Regions from separate parts of the Homo sapiens genome. Here region 1 is linked to region 2. The links are chromatin loops, found by intact Hi-C in ENCODE. Cell type or tissue: PC-3. All regions are shown on one strand. Each heading gives the region's core, and the rest is flanking DNA. Links, peaks and the distances in the headings are about the cores only.

The links. Hi-C counts contacts between places; a loop is a spot of excess contacts. Peaks named below come from ENCODE experiments on the same cell type or tissue, not always from the same donor. Only the 100,000 strongest peaks of a DNase experiment are listed, where the experiment ranks them.
Region 1: a loop joins it to region 2, with 8 times the contacts of the local background. A loop is called at or near these places in 6 of 110 quality-filtered maps.

The regions. Positions count from the first base shown.
Region 1 is chr12:71,010,135-71,018,477 of GRCh38, forward strand. No RefSeq gene overlaps it. Among named protein-coding and RNA genes, the nearest start is that of PTPRR, 94 kb to the left of the region's middle. In PC-3, for the core only: a CTCF peak has its summit at 4,255; DNase peaks (open chromatin) are centred at 1,337 and 4,247; H3K4me3 peaks cover 381 bases; H3K27ac peaks cover 366 bases.
Region 2 is chr12:70,826,254-70,834,596 of GRCh38, forward strand. The region is part of intron 2 of PTPRR (protein tyrosine phosphatase receptor type R); the gene reads right to left. Among named protein-coding and RNA genes, the nearest start is that of PTPRR, 90 kb to the right of the region's middle. In PC-3, for the core only: a CTCF peak has its summit at 5,244 (motif pointing right); a DNase peak (open chromatin) is centred at 5,518; H3K27ac peaks cover 434 bases.

The DNA of each region.
Region 1 (8,343 bases), core at 151-8,150, 180 kb after region 2:
GATCTCCAAATGATTAATGCTTGAAACTAATAAAACCCAAATGATAGGTTCTATCTTTATACATCTCCATGAAGGAAACTGTACTCAGTCCACACACTGATCACTCAGCCTGTGTGATCATACATATGGTAGGATATCACTGACAGCCCCAGACAGATCACAGGGAGCCAATTTACATGGTGGGTGGTACCCTAGGCTGGGCATGGCACTAGGGGTTTCCTGCCTTAGATGGGCAGCACTCCCAGAGAGCCAAGTCATGTGAGGGTTGATGGCTAATGATGGGGCAGTGACTCACAGCACCACTATGGTGGACAAGGAACTGAGAGGGAACCATTCGCTCTTGAGAGGAGCACCCCCTTTCTCCATCTGGTTCCTGGGCAAAGATGTTGTTGTGAGTTGAGCATCAGAAAGAAGAGGATGCTTGTTAAACAAGCAAATAAGCAGACAGCATTCCAATAATTCACAAACTATATACAGGGTCACAAGCTGTATCCCAAGCTGTGGGCCAACTGTGTCTTAGAACTCAAAATTGTATGTATTTTAGAAAGTATTAAAGTGTATATACTGCATATTATATATCTCCCCACCAGGGCCTGAAGCGCTATTCTGTGATCAAACACAACAGTATTTCTGCAGCAAAATATGTGAATATTCACACTACGTGCATTAAATAAACAATGTACATTTTAGGGAATTCTTCAAGACTCTGTCAGATTAGGTCTGTTTTTACCTAAAGAAAAGAATTTCAGTGTTGAGTGGGTTTTTTTTTTTTTTTTTTTTTTTGGATTTTGTGTTTTTTTGAAATGGTGTCTTGCTGTGTCACCCAGGCTGGAGTGCAGTGGCGTGATCATAGCTCACTCTAGTCTCGAACTCCTAGACTCAAGCAATCCTCCTGCCGGGGCCTCCCAAGTAGCTAGGACTACAGGCTTATGCTATCATGCCCCGCTATATATATATATATAAATTTATTTATTATGATTATTTTTTGTAGAGATGGACTCTCGCTATGTTGCCCAGGCTGGGCTCAGACTTTTGGCCTCAAGCTATCCTCTCGCCTCAGACTGCCAAAGTGCCAGGATTACACGTGTAAGCCACTGTGCGCAGCCTAGATTTTGGAAATGAGCATAAAAGATCGTGAGCCTGCACTCTGCTTCAACTTAAAGCAGTTTAAAAATAAAGATGCTGCAAACTCTACCTCTGGCACTTTTCTTGCTGCTTTATTTTTGCGATTTCCTCCCAAATCTACTCTGTCACCCTGGAAGAGTCCTGAGTTATGCTGCATATTAATGCACTGCATCCACAAACTGACTCATTCAATAAACATGACTGACTTATTGGACATGTACTATCAGCTGGCATCACACTAGGGACAGATAGTGACTCAGCTATTCTATTGAGTGGTCCACTGGAGTCTAAGGCCATGGATTTCCAAATTCTAGACTTCGGAGTTTACCAAGGCTATTGAAATTAAAACAAAGAAATTTTTGTCTTTACACCTTATACTCAAAGGAATTCAACGGTGAACTCTATTCTTAAATTAGCATTTCCAAGTCATCTAACAAAATGCCATCAATGAACAAGTTTATGTGAAATTTAATCTTGGGCAGCAAGTAATACTTGAGAAAATATTTGTTTTTAAATTGTGTTTTATTTTCTTTTCCATTTACTTATTTTCATTGAGAGATAGTTGTCTGACCATTGCTGATTTCCTTTCTAGGAACAAGTTTTTATTATAAAACATCAAAGCATTAATCCAAATAATCCAAAGTTTATTCATTCTCTAAACAAATGAAAATCATAGGAAAGACTTATTATTCCACATGAGTTAGAACTTGGTTTAATTTGAAAATGGAAAAATTACTATCTTAGAGAGATGTAAGCTGACACACTGGAACTAATGATTCCTGTTTAAGGGTCTGTGTTGTTTTGTTTTTATTCTAATACAGCACATCCAATATTCCATTTTGGTAGAATTGTATTTCACCCTTAAGTAATAAAGTGGTCATCCAAAGGATTTTAAGCAGCCTTCCAGATTTGAAATGCTTCTAGTTTGATAAAGACAACTCAGAGAATGACTTAATGAGAAATTCAAAAGATGTGATCATAACACAATATCATGTCAAAAGAGGAAAAAAACCAGTAGGGGTATATTTGGTGTTAAAATGAAGAATACAAAAATTATGGCTCTGAACTTATAGGAAATCAATCTAATATTTTTAGCTTTTTGCCAATACCACACCTGGAACAAAATTTTCAGCCATGATGAAGTATTATTTACACCTTCATAATTTTTTGTTTCTTATGCCAGCAGCCTACAGGAAAATGCAACCCACGAGTTACAAGCAGACAATCTAGGTTTACTTTGAGAAAATTTGATGGATAAAAAATTTTTTTAATTTAATTTTTTTTTTTTTTGAGATGGAGTCTCACTCTGTCACCCAGGCTAGAGTGCAGTGGCGCGATCTCAGCTCACTGTAAGCTCCACCTCCCAGGTTCACGCCATTCTCCTGCCTCAGCCTCCCAAGTAGCTGGGACTACAGGCGCCCGCCACCACAACCGGCTAATTTTTTTTTTTTTTTTGTATTTTTAGTAGAGACGGGGTTTCACTATGTTAGCCAGGATGGTCTCAATCTCTTGACCTCGTGATCTGCCTGCCTTGGCCTCCCAGAAAATGTTAATTTTTACACTTCTTACAAACCTTACTGCCCAGGGGATGAATAAGTGAAAAGCTTTCAGTCAGTTGCCAAAGCATGCATGTATATATATTTTATATATATATATAAAACTACAATAATCTGACATGTTATACACTGTGGGGAAATAGGCAAAAAATTATGCATGCTAAAACAGAATCTTGTCACTATATGAAATATTAAAACTCAATGTGGTTAAACTCTATCAACCATATAGAGCTGAATGCAAGAATCATGAGATGTTAGTGGCACACATTTGTAGAGCAGCCCGCTAACTACAATTCAAATATTAGGTTTGTGGGCTATTTAGCTACATAGGAATGTTAACCTCCCACAGGAAACTCGTAATGGAAAATTCACAGCCCTTGGAGCTAAAAACCTTCACCAATACCTGAATACAAAATATTTATTAAAACAGAGCCTTACTTCTAAGAGATAATTCTGCTTGTTCAGATTATTCCCATATTTAAACTTTATTTTGGGTATCTTTTTCCAAATGTTAGGACATTTTTTAATTGTGCACTCAAAAATTTCATCGGCTTTAAATATGATTTATTCGCTATTTTTAATATTAGTCATCTAGCGCAATGCTACTCAGTCAATGATGAGCATAAACTCGCTTTTATGTTGTGTTGACAGCCTTGTTGACTACATTTATATAGCACATTTAAGATGTTTCATAAAATAAGCACTGATACTTCCTCACTAATAGACCTGATCAGTCCCATGTCCGTGTCCCACCTTCAGAATATAGTAATATTGTATATTCTTTCAAAATTAGTCATCTGATAGAAAGACATGGTTTTATAAAACCATAACAATAAGATATGTGATTACTGGCTTCAAAATGAGAAAACTAAAAAATATGTCTAGAATCCAATTCTTAAAGCTTGTAAGCCGCAAATTGCAATTTTGTGCATAGTATTAAGAGAAGGAAAAAAAAAATATAAATCCACATTTTTTTATCTTATTTCAGTCCTGGAATAGACTAGCTCTTCCTAGAAATGAAATCTGCTCAGAAGTATGATCAAAGGTCACTGTACTCTTTGGACCCTGTTCTATATTGATGCCTTCAGTGAGATCCTTGGCCATGACCAAAATGGCCCTGGCAATTTTCTTACCAAAGTCATCCTTTTCTACCTCATAATGGTTGCAATTTGTACATGTTTGGAAAGTGAACAGAACGCATGAAATACGAATTGAAATCATGATTGACCCTCTAATTCTAGTTGAGTAAAATACCTTGTGAAAATTAGGTAAATAATTCTACCAAAAATGTGGTTTCATTTCGTTATGTCAGGAACTAAAAAGCCAAAGTAGAATGAAAAACAGAATTCAGGCTTCCAACTTTGGGGTTCAACACTGCTATGAATTTCAGAACTGTAAGCCAACACTCTGTCTGACATTTATTACTGGACCAAAGGACAGATATTCCTGCTTGTCTATTTCACTTTTTCTAGGCTCCTTTCTAACTATTCCACCCTAATGCGTCTTAAAAGCATGTATTGTTTTGTACACCCAAGATGACGTCTGAACTGCTTTTCCTTAAGCAGTATTGACATCCAGTGGAGACTCAGATAATTACAGGTGTGTTAAAATCCCTAAGGAATATAGCTCAGAATGGATGCCTGGTTTAAGGTAGTTATCACAATTCAGTAACAAAGATAATTTTTCCCATGCACACAATTGAAACAGAATGAAACAAACAATACTTGAACAGTAGCAAACATAAAGGAGAAAATGTTTCTGACCTGAGGTTGGGAAGCATCAACCTGAGGTTGGGATGCTTAGATATAGCATCAAATTGAACATCAAAATTAAAACTTTTTCTCTACCCAAGACACAGTCAAGAGAATAAAATGATAAACTGTAGGTTGGGGAATATATTTGCAAATCATGTGTATGACAAAAGACTCATTTCCAAAATACATAAAGAACTCTCAAAACTCAATAGTGGACATCTGCTTCAACCCAAATAAATTAACAGGGTCTGAATTTACCTTCTCGAGGAAAACAACCAAAATAATGCAGGTGAAATATATGAAACAATAGTTTTTGAGATACTGGAATTAGATGATAAGGACAGTGATCATTGAGGGAGGGGAAACGGTGATTATCACCTCACTGCCTTGAGAGGGTTTACAGCATGCAGTACAAGGAGGGAGAACACAGAAAGCTCAGAGAGCTCCCTGTGCTGAGGGAAAGGAGCTGAGAATCTGGGGAGGTGAAAGAGGCTACATTTCAGAAGTTACGGTTAAGAAGAGAGTCTGTCTTATTCTTATTCTTCATTGTATGCCAGCCACACACAGAAGGACTGGCACATACTACATTCTTGAAAGCTATTGGATGGATGGACAGACAGATGGCTGGATCAATAGATGAGTGCTAGGGAAAATGGTCCCCAAGTGGGAGCAAGTTCTGAAAGAAAGATTTGTGAATGAAATAAGGGAAGTATTCCTCCATTCTTAGAAAGATTAGTTGGTGTATACTAACTACAAAACTTCTAATCTAACTTCTCGTTGGCCTATGACTTGTTTTTGTGTGTATTCAGTGGCTATCTATCATACATTGTGTACCAACTCTGTTGATGTAATTTTAAATTTCAGTGTAAAATAGAACTTAAATGGGGCACTGTGGAATGAAAATCAGGCTCCGACTTTGGAAGACTTTTTTCTGAAGTCCAAGAGGTGCTGATTTAATGTTCTGTATTTCTTATAAGTCCCTGAGGTTGTCTCCTGTGCTGATTGAGGGTGGGGCTAGACAGCAATTTTTTTGGCCCAGTTAAGCATATTCTGTTGAAAGCTTTCTTGACTCTTGTCTTAATACTTCTTCCCTAACATATTAGCTTTTCTAAAGTTCCCTGAAAAATATGTTTCATTTAAATGTCCAGTCTTTAAATGGCACCAGCGCTAGAAATTTAATATCAAAGTTTACCAGTTATATCTTTAAAAGATTATTGTTTTATGCCTTTGGAAAGTCCAAAGTGATCTAATAGTTTTATTCTACTTCCTTCTGCTTCCATAAGTTGCTTGGGCAACTGATACTTTTGTTAGCCATCTTCTGCAAACAGTCTAGATCTGTGAAAGCTAGATGTCTCAAATTAATATTCTAGTCTGTTCTAGGAGTGGTTGTAGGGGAAGTATATTTGTAGCATATTATACACAGCAATAGGAATTTATGTTTTCTGTTCACATTTCTTCTGTGACTTACAAAGAAATACACCATTGAGTAAAATTTGAGAATTGACAGAAAATGGTGGAGTGAATCAAAACTCCTAAGAATTCTTTTCCTCTTTTTATTAAAACACCTGTAGAATCATCCAAAGGAAGGAAACAATTTAGCAATTTCCAAAATAAATGTAAGTAGGCACATTCCTGTCTGTGTTCAGTAGTATTGAGGCAACCCTGATAGCCAACCTGAGCTATAGACATTGTCTCAAGAAGGACTTCTGACAGAAACCACACGGCCCTGTCCCAGGCCCTCCAGCATAAACTTCAGCAACAGGCAGGATTTCTTGTTTAACCCAGTTTCTCCTCTTGTCTAAATTGCCCAGTACATTTAGTAATTTCCTATAGTGTCTCAGATTCAAGACTCAACCCCGTTTTTTCCATTCCAAAGCCACTTATTTTGTTTTCTGTCTCAGTGTTTTATACCAGGTCTCTGCCTCCCTGTCTTTACACTGCTATTTCGTTTGCATTTTGTCCTTGGATCTTGACTCAGTTTTCATCACTCAATGCTAACTTCCTATCTTACTTTTTATCCCACTTTTAAACCCACAGGTCAATCAAGTCAATCTAGACTCACCTGTATGCTGTTCCTGGAACCTCAGCCCCTAGTATCCCAGACACATGAAATTATGAGTAATGCAACCACATTGAGAAAATAGCCCAAAACAAAAGAAAAAGAAAAGTGCAGAAAATAAACCCTGAAAGGAAATGCTCAAGTAAGAACTATTAACTATCCTTAACAAGATGGGAAAAAAAGAAAAGAAACGGCAAGTATAGACCAGGTTGAATTTGAGGACTACACAGGTTGAAAGTAGTGGCACTAAAAAGCCTAGGAAGTCCTGTGAGGAATCATATTAGTGAAACCACAGGTAGATTCCAGGAACATAATGGAGGAGGCATGATAAGAGACATTAATGTAAGAGAAGATGACAAATGTTGAAAGTAGAACATAAACTAGAAATTAATATCCATTTCTGAAGGAAAATATAAGACAAACATATTAGGACAGATAGCCAAGAGTATAATTTTAAAAAATTTTACAGATTTAAAACAAAACCATAAACTGCCTCCTTCCTAGTTATGAATGGCTTCCTATAGCACAGGAAACAGGTGGTCAAACAACAGGAAATGTAGGTCCTCCATTCTGGCTATCTTCTATCATCTTTTCAACTGCAAAACACTACTCATATTAGACACTGGAGAAAATGACAAATATAGTTCTTGTCCTTAGACTAGTGACAATCAGAAAACAGACAAACCAATAAGTACAATCCATTGTGATCCATACAGTAATAGACACATAATTCTAGGAGTTTTAAATTATTTTTACAGTCAGCAAGAACACCAACTAATCAGGACGGAAGCTGGCCAAAGGGCTGGCCTTGGGTCCTGGAGGCTTCCAACTGTACTGGCACTGCCCCTTTCATTGCTAGATCACGGGGCAGTCCAGAGAGTAATGAGGTGGGGCCAAGGTAACCAGGGTATTGGGACACTTTGGAGGCTCGGAGTAATGGCTGCTATCCAGCCTGCACGGAAGAATTTTAATGTTTTAACCACTGACATGGCCCTTCAGCAGTCTTGTGAAATCTGCATATATCATGTGGGCTCCTGTCTGTTGCATTCATCATAACCCCCATTTAGTTTATCAACTGAAGGCAACAAAGTTGCTCCCAAGCTGGCTAAATTCAAGATATGCAACTAGGAAGTTGATTTCTCCCTTTGCCACTTACTCTACCCTTCCCTTCTAACCTTCAGCAGACTTAATTCTCTTAGTATTTCCCAAAGTCTGATATTCATATGATTTGTAACACACATAATGATGTTAGATCCACAAATGAGTTTTAAAAAATTAATAGCTACGTATATGAAACTAGCAAATCAACCCCTAATTTTGTGGATATTATTTCTTAGAACAAGACTATTTTTTAATGCATGTATTTTAAAACCCAATATCATAGATGTGTTAGAGAAAAGCAAAAATCAGGAAAGTATTAAATGGAGGACAAGATCTGGGGAGTACCGCCCTATCTTAACTGAGATGATTTTCTTCATTCATCTTACATTTTTCTATAATGTATCTCCTTGCCATGGTTAAAGAATCTATTTTCCCCTTCTTTCTACTCTTCTAGGTCTCTCTTTTCCCTTCTTCAGCTCAAGAACTACCTCTTTTTAGAAATAACTATTTCCATATTCATAGCACTAGGGAGCTTCTGAAAACCAGTGATAGAAACTCAACTTGAACTATCTGAAGAAAAAGAAGAGAATTTATTGACTTAAATGTCTAAACCATATGGAGTGGATCCGACTTCAGGAATGACTGGATCCAGGAGCTAAAGTATTGTCAGAACTGACACTTTGTTGTCTGATTACTGGCCTCATTCTTCCTTATAGCAGATCAATTTTTTTCATATCACAGTCCAGGG
Region 2 (8,343 bases), core at 304-8,303:
GGAATAGTGCTAATAGGGTGTGGAGAGAAGCAGTGAGGTGCAAATGGAACGGTGATAGTGGGAAAGGTGAGAAGAGGGTGGGAAGGGCTGGGCATTTACACCCATCTCATTGCGGCCCAGTGACAGAGATGGGGCTCATGCTGAGCACAACTTGTGCTAATGAGCACTGCTGCCTTATCTGCTCCCAACCCCTTCTGGGAACTCCTTGAAATTGCTACTCAATAGCACTTAGGAAACACTTGCTATAAATCATATAGAACCAAGAATCCAGCCCCATGACAGGATGCATACAGCTAGGCACAATTAGAGACAAGGTTTTCCCCAAACAGTTCTAATCTAAAATATTCTGTCCTGGTCACCCTAGAAGCACGTGTAAACTTGTCAATCCATGTGCTTTGATTTTTATTTGAAAATATATTCAACAGAAACTAATGACATGAATACTCTGAGATAGGACTGGCTGCAAAACATGTATGGCGTTCACTAGTCCTTTGCTCCGGATAATGTCAATACTCTGCCAAGACTCTCCAGTGACTTTTACTAGCTCCAGAAGAAAATCTAAAATCCTTGCCTCATCCTCAAGGCTCTATTGGATCTGATCCCTCCTCCTCTACCCTTTAATCACTGCCTCCCAGTGACACTGGCCTGCTTTCTGTCCTGTGAACATGCCAAACCTGCACCTGCCTCAGGGGTTTTGGCCTTGCTCTTCCACCCTCCTAGAATGTTCTTCCACTTGAAGCCATTTACAGTGGGCTCCTTCTTATGGTTCAGACTTGGATTCAGATGTTAGCTCCACAGGACACCTTTTCTTACAGCCAAACCTCAGCTAGCACTATCCCCTCCCCAGATACTTTCTTGGGCATGGCCCTCTAATATCACCTTCATGGCATTTATCATGATCTATAATCACCTTATTTACAGGTTTAGTTGTTTATTTTCTGTTTTCCTCACTGGAATATAAGTTACAGTGGGGCAGGGCCCATGTCTCTCCAGCTGCTAGGATAGTGTCTAGCACATAGCAGGTACTTAATAAATGAATAGTAGGTATCCGTCTTGATCATTTTGGACTGATATAACAAACTGCTCTAGACTGAGTGGCTTAAAAATAACAGAAATTTATTTCTCAGAGTTCTGGAAGCTGGAAGATCTAGATCAAAGTGCTGGTAGAGTCAGTGTTTGGTAAAGGCCCAGTTCCTCGTTCATAGACAGTTGTCTTCTTGCTGGGTCCTCACACAGTGGAGGGGGTAAGGGAGCTCTCCAGAATATCTTTTCTTTTTTCTTTCTTTCTTTCTTTCTTTTTTTTTTTCTTTTTGACAGAGTCTCACTATGTTACCCAGGCTGGAGGGCAGTGGCATGATCTCGGCTCACTGCAACCTTTTTCTTCCAGGTTCAAGCAATTCTCCTGGCTCAGCCTCCTGAGTAGATGGGATTATAGGTGCCTGCCACCACACCTGGCTTTTTTTTTTTTTTTTTTTTTTTTTTGAGATGGAGTCTTGCTCTGTTGTCCAGGCTGGAGTGCAGTGGCACAGTCTCGGCTCACTGCAACCTCCACCTCCTCCTGGGTTCAAGCAATTCTCCTGTCTCAGCCTCCCGAGTAGCTGGGACTACAGGCGCCCACCACTACACCCAGCTAATTTTTTGTGTTTTTAGTAGAGACGGGTTTCACCATGTTGGCCAGTCTCACTTGAACTCCTGACTTCAAGTGATCTGTCTGCCTCAACCTCCCAAAGTGTTGGGATTACAGGCGTGAGCCACCATGCCTGGCCCAGAATTTCTTTCATAAGGGCGCTAATCCCGGTCATGAAGGTTCTGCTCTCATGACTTGATCACCTACCAAAGTCCCTACATTGGGGATTAGGTTTCAACATATGACATTCTGAGGGACATACATATTCAGTCTGTAACAGTATCTAATAAATAGATTTGATAAATAAAACTGTCTTGTCCCCTTTAGTAGTTAAACACAGTGTTAAGGACATAATAAGCCTCAGAAATTTGTCTCCACATTCCTTTTCTTGCCCTTTGATCTGCTCCTTTGTCCTTTGGGAACTTCTCACTTGTCGTTTTGGTTCTTCAGCCCCTGAACTAATATTGTCTTACAGAAAAAACACATTCTTCAGTCCACATATAGTTATACTAACTCCTGCAATATTCAAAGATTACATCTAAGTAGCCCTCTCTTGGGAATGGGGTAAGTGGGAGAAGAAAATATCTTTAAATGGAAAGAGAATTAGATGCATTTTGGCTTCATTTTTCTCTTTGCACATTTCCACAAGACTCATAAACCACAGGCTGTAGGAAGGCAGAGAGGTTACTCAGCTGGCCATAGTCATTCCCAGGCTTACCCTTGGCCATGTTATTATTTCTCAGTATGTAGTACTTTCTTATGCATATTATATGCAGTGATTCATATCGATTCTTATTAGCTAGAAGAATGTGGTTAGCTTTCTGAATGTATTCGAACTCTGATTCCTCTATGTCTGCCAACAAATGCAAAGCAGCACCTAAAACAACTTGTCTTGTTATAAATTTCTCAGAATAAACCACTTAATGTTGATAGTGTCGTGTGACTAAATCCTTTATTTCTCACATTTGTGGGGCGGGGGACTCAACATGAAAGCCAGGTCTTCTAATTCATGATATTTACTCATTTGAAATAAACATTTACTGCAAACCTTCTATATTCCAGGCAGCAGGCAAGGTGCCGGGGATACAAAGTCTAATGAGAGATGCTTCTTTCATATTTTCAAGGATCTTGTACTCTAAACCTATGAATATAGTCCACAGAGACTGTGGACTGTGATGGAGACATGCATAGGGAACTATGGACACATGAAACATCAGTTCCCCTCAGACAGGTAAGCTCCATGTGGGCAGTAACTTGTCTATTCCATATCTCAGTGTCTAGAACAGTGGCACATAATAGGCATTCAATGAATACTTGAAAATTGAAGGAAAGAAGGAAAGAAGGAAAGAGGAAGGAAGGAAGGAAAGAGAAATAAATAAATAAATAAATAAATAAATAAATAATGCTGTCCAGTAAGATTTCCTGGAAGGAAGATTGAAAAGCGGTCTACTTGAGGAAGAATAGTAAGGAAGGACATTCTTACTGACCCTGACCCTGCTTTGCCCTGGGATTTCTAGGCTGGGAAAGATGCTCAGGCTATTGCAAACCACTGTGTGAGATGATGAAGCATCTGTGAATATAACTTGGGAATAAATACATTTATTTATGTACTTTTATATCAGAATTCTGTGTTCATTGATGGTGGGATCTAAGTTTTTCTCCCTGAGACAATGCAGTTAAAAGACTATTGTAGTATTATTTGCCATAAGAAAATGCGTCCTTTGAAAAACCAAGGGATGTTATCATCAAGTCTCTTCTCTCTGCATGGCACTTTTGGACTGAGAAGTGTTTTTCAATTAGGGATATACCAGTTGAGAACTTTGACCTCCCACTCACAGACTAACCTTCTAAGGAGGTTGGTCTTGCCTTTTGCAGTCATGTCTGTCAGTCAATCAATGGTGTTGGCTGAGGATCTCATAGGTGCATAGAAAGTAAGGACTTTCTATGAGGTTATAAGAACTAGAAATGATTTTCTACATTAGTATCAAGCTTTATAAGGTGCTTCCTAAGAACAATTTGGGATACATTGAGCAGATACTTTGGTGTTACTCTTCCTGTTTTACCAAATAAGATTGAGGCTCCAATTGATTAATTGATTTGCTGAATATAATGAAGCTAAATAATGGGAGAGTTGGGTCTTAGAGTTTGGCTCTAGGTCCAGCACTCATTCTCCTACTCTGCATTCCCTCCAAGGGAACAGCAAGACCTGATCCACCAAGGACATAAAACAAACAAAAAAGCGTGCTCCTGCGGCAGTATTAGGGCCTGGGGTAGAAATATTGATGTATTTGTTGATGTTTTGTGGCCATCAAAGCAACCAGATTTACCTGTTTCTGATGTGTGAGTTAAAATAAAATAGATTATGCTGCATTAAGAAATGATCTCAAAGTCTTAGTAGCCTTTACAATAAAAGGATATTTCTCACTCACGCACTCCATGTCCACAGGGAGTTCTGCTCACTGCCCCAGTCTGAGGGAGGCTCCACCTTGACATGCTGCCATAATAGGCACTCAATAAATACTTAAAATAAATACATAAAAGGCAGGGCAAAGGAGTATGGTTAGCTGTGCCTTGGCTGTTAAAGCTCCTGCCTGGAAATGACAAATGTCAATCCACTACCGTTTTGTGACCAAAGTCACATGGCAAAGTCTGTCATCAGTATTCTTCTAGGAAAGGGCAATTAATATGCATGAACAATAGTACAATCTAGCAAGGTTGCTCAAGCAGCTTTCATTATATTTTAAGCTATAAAAGTGATGGACAACACCATTGCCAAACCAGCACCTCTGCATCGGAAACACAGTCACCTGACAAGGCTGTCAACACTTTGTGCTTCTGCTGGAGGATATCTTTGGGCAGGGATATGATCTCTTTGCCAGAGAAAAAAGGAGCAGCTGCTAATCAGGGCTCTGAGTTCTCTATGCATGCAAATGACCTGCCTGAAATTGTTGAATCAAAGCAGCTATGAAATATCTTACACTTTTTATAGCCAGCCACTAGTCTAAGGTCCATGAAGGGAAGGACTCTACCTATTTTATTTACCAACGAATATTCAGTACCTAGCACAATGCCTGACATATACAGTGTTGATAATAGCCAATATATGTGCCACTCTTAAAAGACTTTATTGTATTAGCTCTTTAAATCCTCATGACAACTCAACACAAGAAGGAGCTGTTATTATTCCCATTTTACAGATGAGGAAACTGTGGCACAGAGAGCTTACATAACATGCTTGAGTTCCTTAGAACATTAGTGAGTAGGAATTTGAACAAAGAGAGTTTACACTTTTACCCCTATTATTTCCTTGATTGAACAACAAAAAAACTCATATTATGTTGCAAAGAATAAATGTTCAATCTATTAATTGAGTATTCATTTTCATTTGTGAATTTGGTGGTAGGAGTTAGGTTAAAATCACTTCATTGGCAATTTATCAGAAGGTACTACTTCACTATTTTGAACCCAGCAGTCTTACTATACTAGCAGTCATAATCATCAATCAATAGCCTAGGTAAAGGCTCAGTTAAGCTCTTCAAATATCATTTTGGCATTCTGTGTAAATGAGGAGCCAGGCTGGTAAGAAAATTGAAAGGTGATTCAATCAGCCAGCAGGTGGAGAAGACATAATCAGAGAAAATCAGGGGTCCAACCCATCTAATCACCCATGGAATGTGCTGGCTTCATTCTGGGTGAAGTGTTCTGTTGTTACAAATGCTACAAAATAGAGCAGCCCACACAAGTGTTACCATTTTCGTTTTGGCTGGTGTTCTGAAGAGCAAGCACATGAGGACAGATGGCAAGCTATCATTTCAGGCCTGCCTTCTGGCTCACCTGCATGTAGCCACATAAAGCTTTCTCATTTCCTAAGAAAGCCTTTCCTATCTCAAGTCATATTTATAGCCTCTGACTCATCCTCATTACTCCTCCTAGATATCTTAAAGCCTTTCTTAAGGTCAGAAAGTCTGCCAACATAGAGCTTGCCGCTTGAACTGAGGGGTTCTTCTTGTAGCACTCTAATTATATTAAAGCCTGGAGCTCCAATTTTTACTCACCAACAGGTCTAGTTTTAATGTTCACATTCTGAAACAAAATCGCTTTCCCCATTTCAGTGTTCTCTTTCAGGGTCTAAATAGATATAACTTTATCATAGCAAATTTGTTACTCTCAATGTCTAGAATAGGTAAGAATAACAGAGAAGAATTTCCTGATCACTAAAGCAGCACTATTCATTTATGGCATAGTGTTCCTGTCGCTCCATATGCTGGACGCTCTGTGATGCATTAACAAATGATTTTGTGAGCTTTTGCATTTCTCTGGGTCAGGGATTGTAAATTTAAATACCTTTGGTGGCTAGACAAGTATGTAAGTAGAGTAGGGCTTGGGCCTGCTGCCCCAAAGCTCTGCCCAATTTTTGCTGTATGGGGAAGCAGGCTCTATGCTGCTAGATCAGTTTTTTTCCAAGAGAAGGTCAACATTCAGGTTTTTAAAAATGTACAATCTTCTGATTTTTAAATGCTATCTTAATTTTAAAATATTATGGATAAAGGGCATTTCAGGTAAAGGGAACTAGAGAGAACATGATACATTTGGAGAAATTCAAGTCATTTGATGTGATAGGGTGGTGAGTGCTTAGTGGGGAATAGCAGGAAATGGGACTAGACATTCACTTGCATCTTACTTGCAGGTGACATGGTTAGATTTACATTTATATTAGAATGGTTAAGAGGTGGTCTAAGAGGAGAAAACTGGGGTGGGGATAGGAACCAAGAGGATATCACAACAGTCCCAGGGATCATGTTGAGAACAGAACATGGGCAGTGTGTTAGTCCATTTTGTGTGGCCACAAAGGAATACCTGAGACTGGGTAATTTATAAAGAAAAGAGATTTGGCTGATGTTCTGCAGGCTGTACAAGCATGGACCAGCATTGACTGGGCTTCTGGTGAGTACTCAGAAAGCTTCTACTCATGGTGGGAGGTGAAGGGGGAGCAGGCATGCTACTTGGTGAGAGTGGGAGCAAGAGAGAGTGGAGGAGATGCCAGGCTCCTTTAGACAACTAACACAAGGTTCCTGTTCCCTACAAATGTGCCAGGGCAGATTCAGAAACTATCTGAACTATTTTGAACTATCAGAGCAAGAACTCATTACCATGGGCAGGGCACCAAGCCATTCATGAGGAATCTGCCCCCATGACCCAAACACCTCCCACCAGACCTCACCTCCAACACTGGGGATCACATTTCAACATGAGATTTGGAGGGAACAAATATCCTAACCATATGAGGCAGGGACTTTGAGGGGAGATGGACTTTAGAGATAAGTAGCAGGAAAAGAAGCAGGACATGGTGATGGATTCAATATGGTAGTGAGGGATAAGAAAGCATAGAGGTTGCCACTCAGATTTCTAGGTTGGAAAGGTGGGTCTTGGCTCCTGTCATTTGTTGAGACTATAACAAGAGGGGCAGGAACAGGTAGGCTGGAGTGGTGGGTGGGGGTAAAAATGGAGGTGATGAATTCAGTGTTTGATTAGTTTTGTGCTTGTTAGACAGCCAGGTGGGCTGGAGAAAAGTTGCTGGAAGACATCAGTGTAAAGGTGAGCTTGAACTCATGGGAGCAAATGAGAAACAGCCTGGGAATGGGAGCTGGAGTGCAACAATTTAAGGTAAAGAACAGAGGAGGATGACTTGTGAGATTAATGAAGACATAGTAGTCTCACTCCGATCACTGTTGTTCCTCAGAGACTTAAATCCCACCATAAGCCTCAATTGGTGGGTACAAACAATTCTTCATCTTGCCTGCATATTGCAATGGTTTGGATCGAAGCTGACAAGCGGGAAGCTCACCTTGTATGTGGCAACCTGATGAAAGACTCCTGGTGGATCTAAGTGTGACATCTGTAATAGTCCCTGAAAAGGCCCCAGATGACATGTATTGAATACATAAAGAACTTCAAGTTTTTCTGGGCTGCTCATTCCCTCCCATGCAATTCTTCTTCAAAAGGCAGCCCCAGCCAGGCATTTTATCACACTTTTAAAAGGGCCTACAATGATCTTGGCTCTGACTCTATCAGTGGGCTTTCTAGATATTCAGACAGTTATTGATTTCTGAATCTGCCCTGGCACATTTGTAGGGAACAGGAACTTTGCGTTTTGCCATAGATAACAGCCTCCTGGGCTTGGGCTACAGTTAACTGAAAATATCGCTTAGCACTGGGGCACCAGAGACACCTTTGCTGTTATTATGGGACACATAGTACCTTTAGAATATGGCAACCATACAGCATTTCTGAAACTTATTTCTAGAGATAAATCTATTTACATTTTGCTTATGTAATCTTTAAAAAATGTTTTATTCATTTTAAGTTTTTATTTTTTACAGGGCTGTGTGCTTTTGCTCCATATTTATGGTGACAAGCTTGTATATCTGTATAGCAAAGCCTCATGAATGACAATGTTGTGAGCTGTCTGCCACTGCACATCCCCACATTTCTTAGACCACCTAAATGAAAGTTTCCACATTTGAGATCTCCCTTGTTCAATTTTGTCAGGCTGTTCAAATAACATGGTTAACGCAAAATGCAAAATTGGCTCACTTTCTCAAATGAGTTTGGTGTTGGCATCCAGTAGAGAAACTGCTTTCATTATCTCATGTTGAAATATATTCATAATATTCACTTCAATATTTCATATTTCATTATTTTAGTGGTTCAAACTA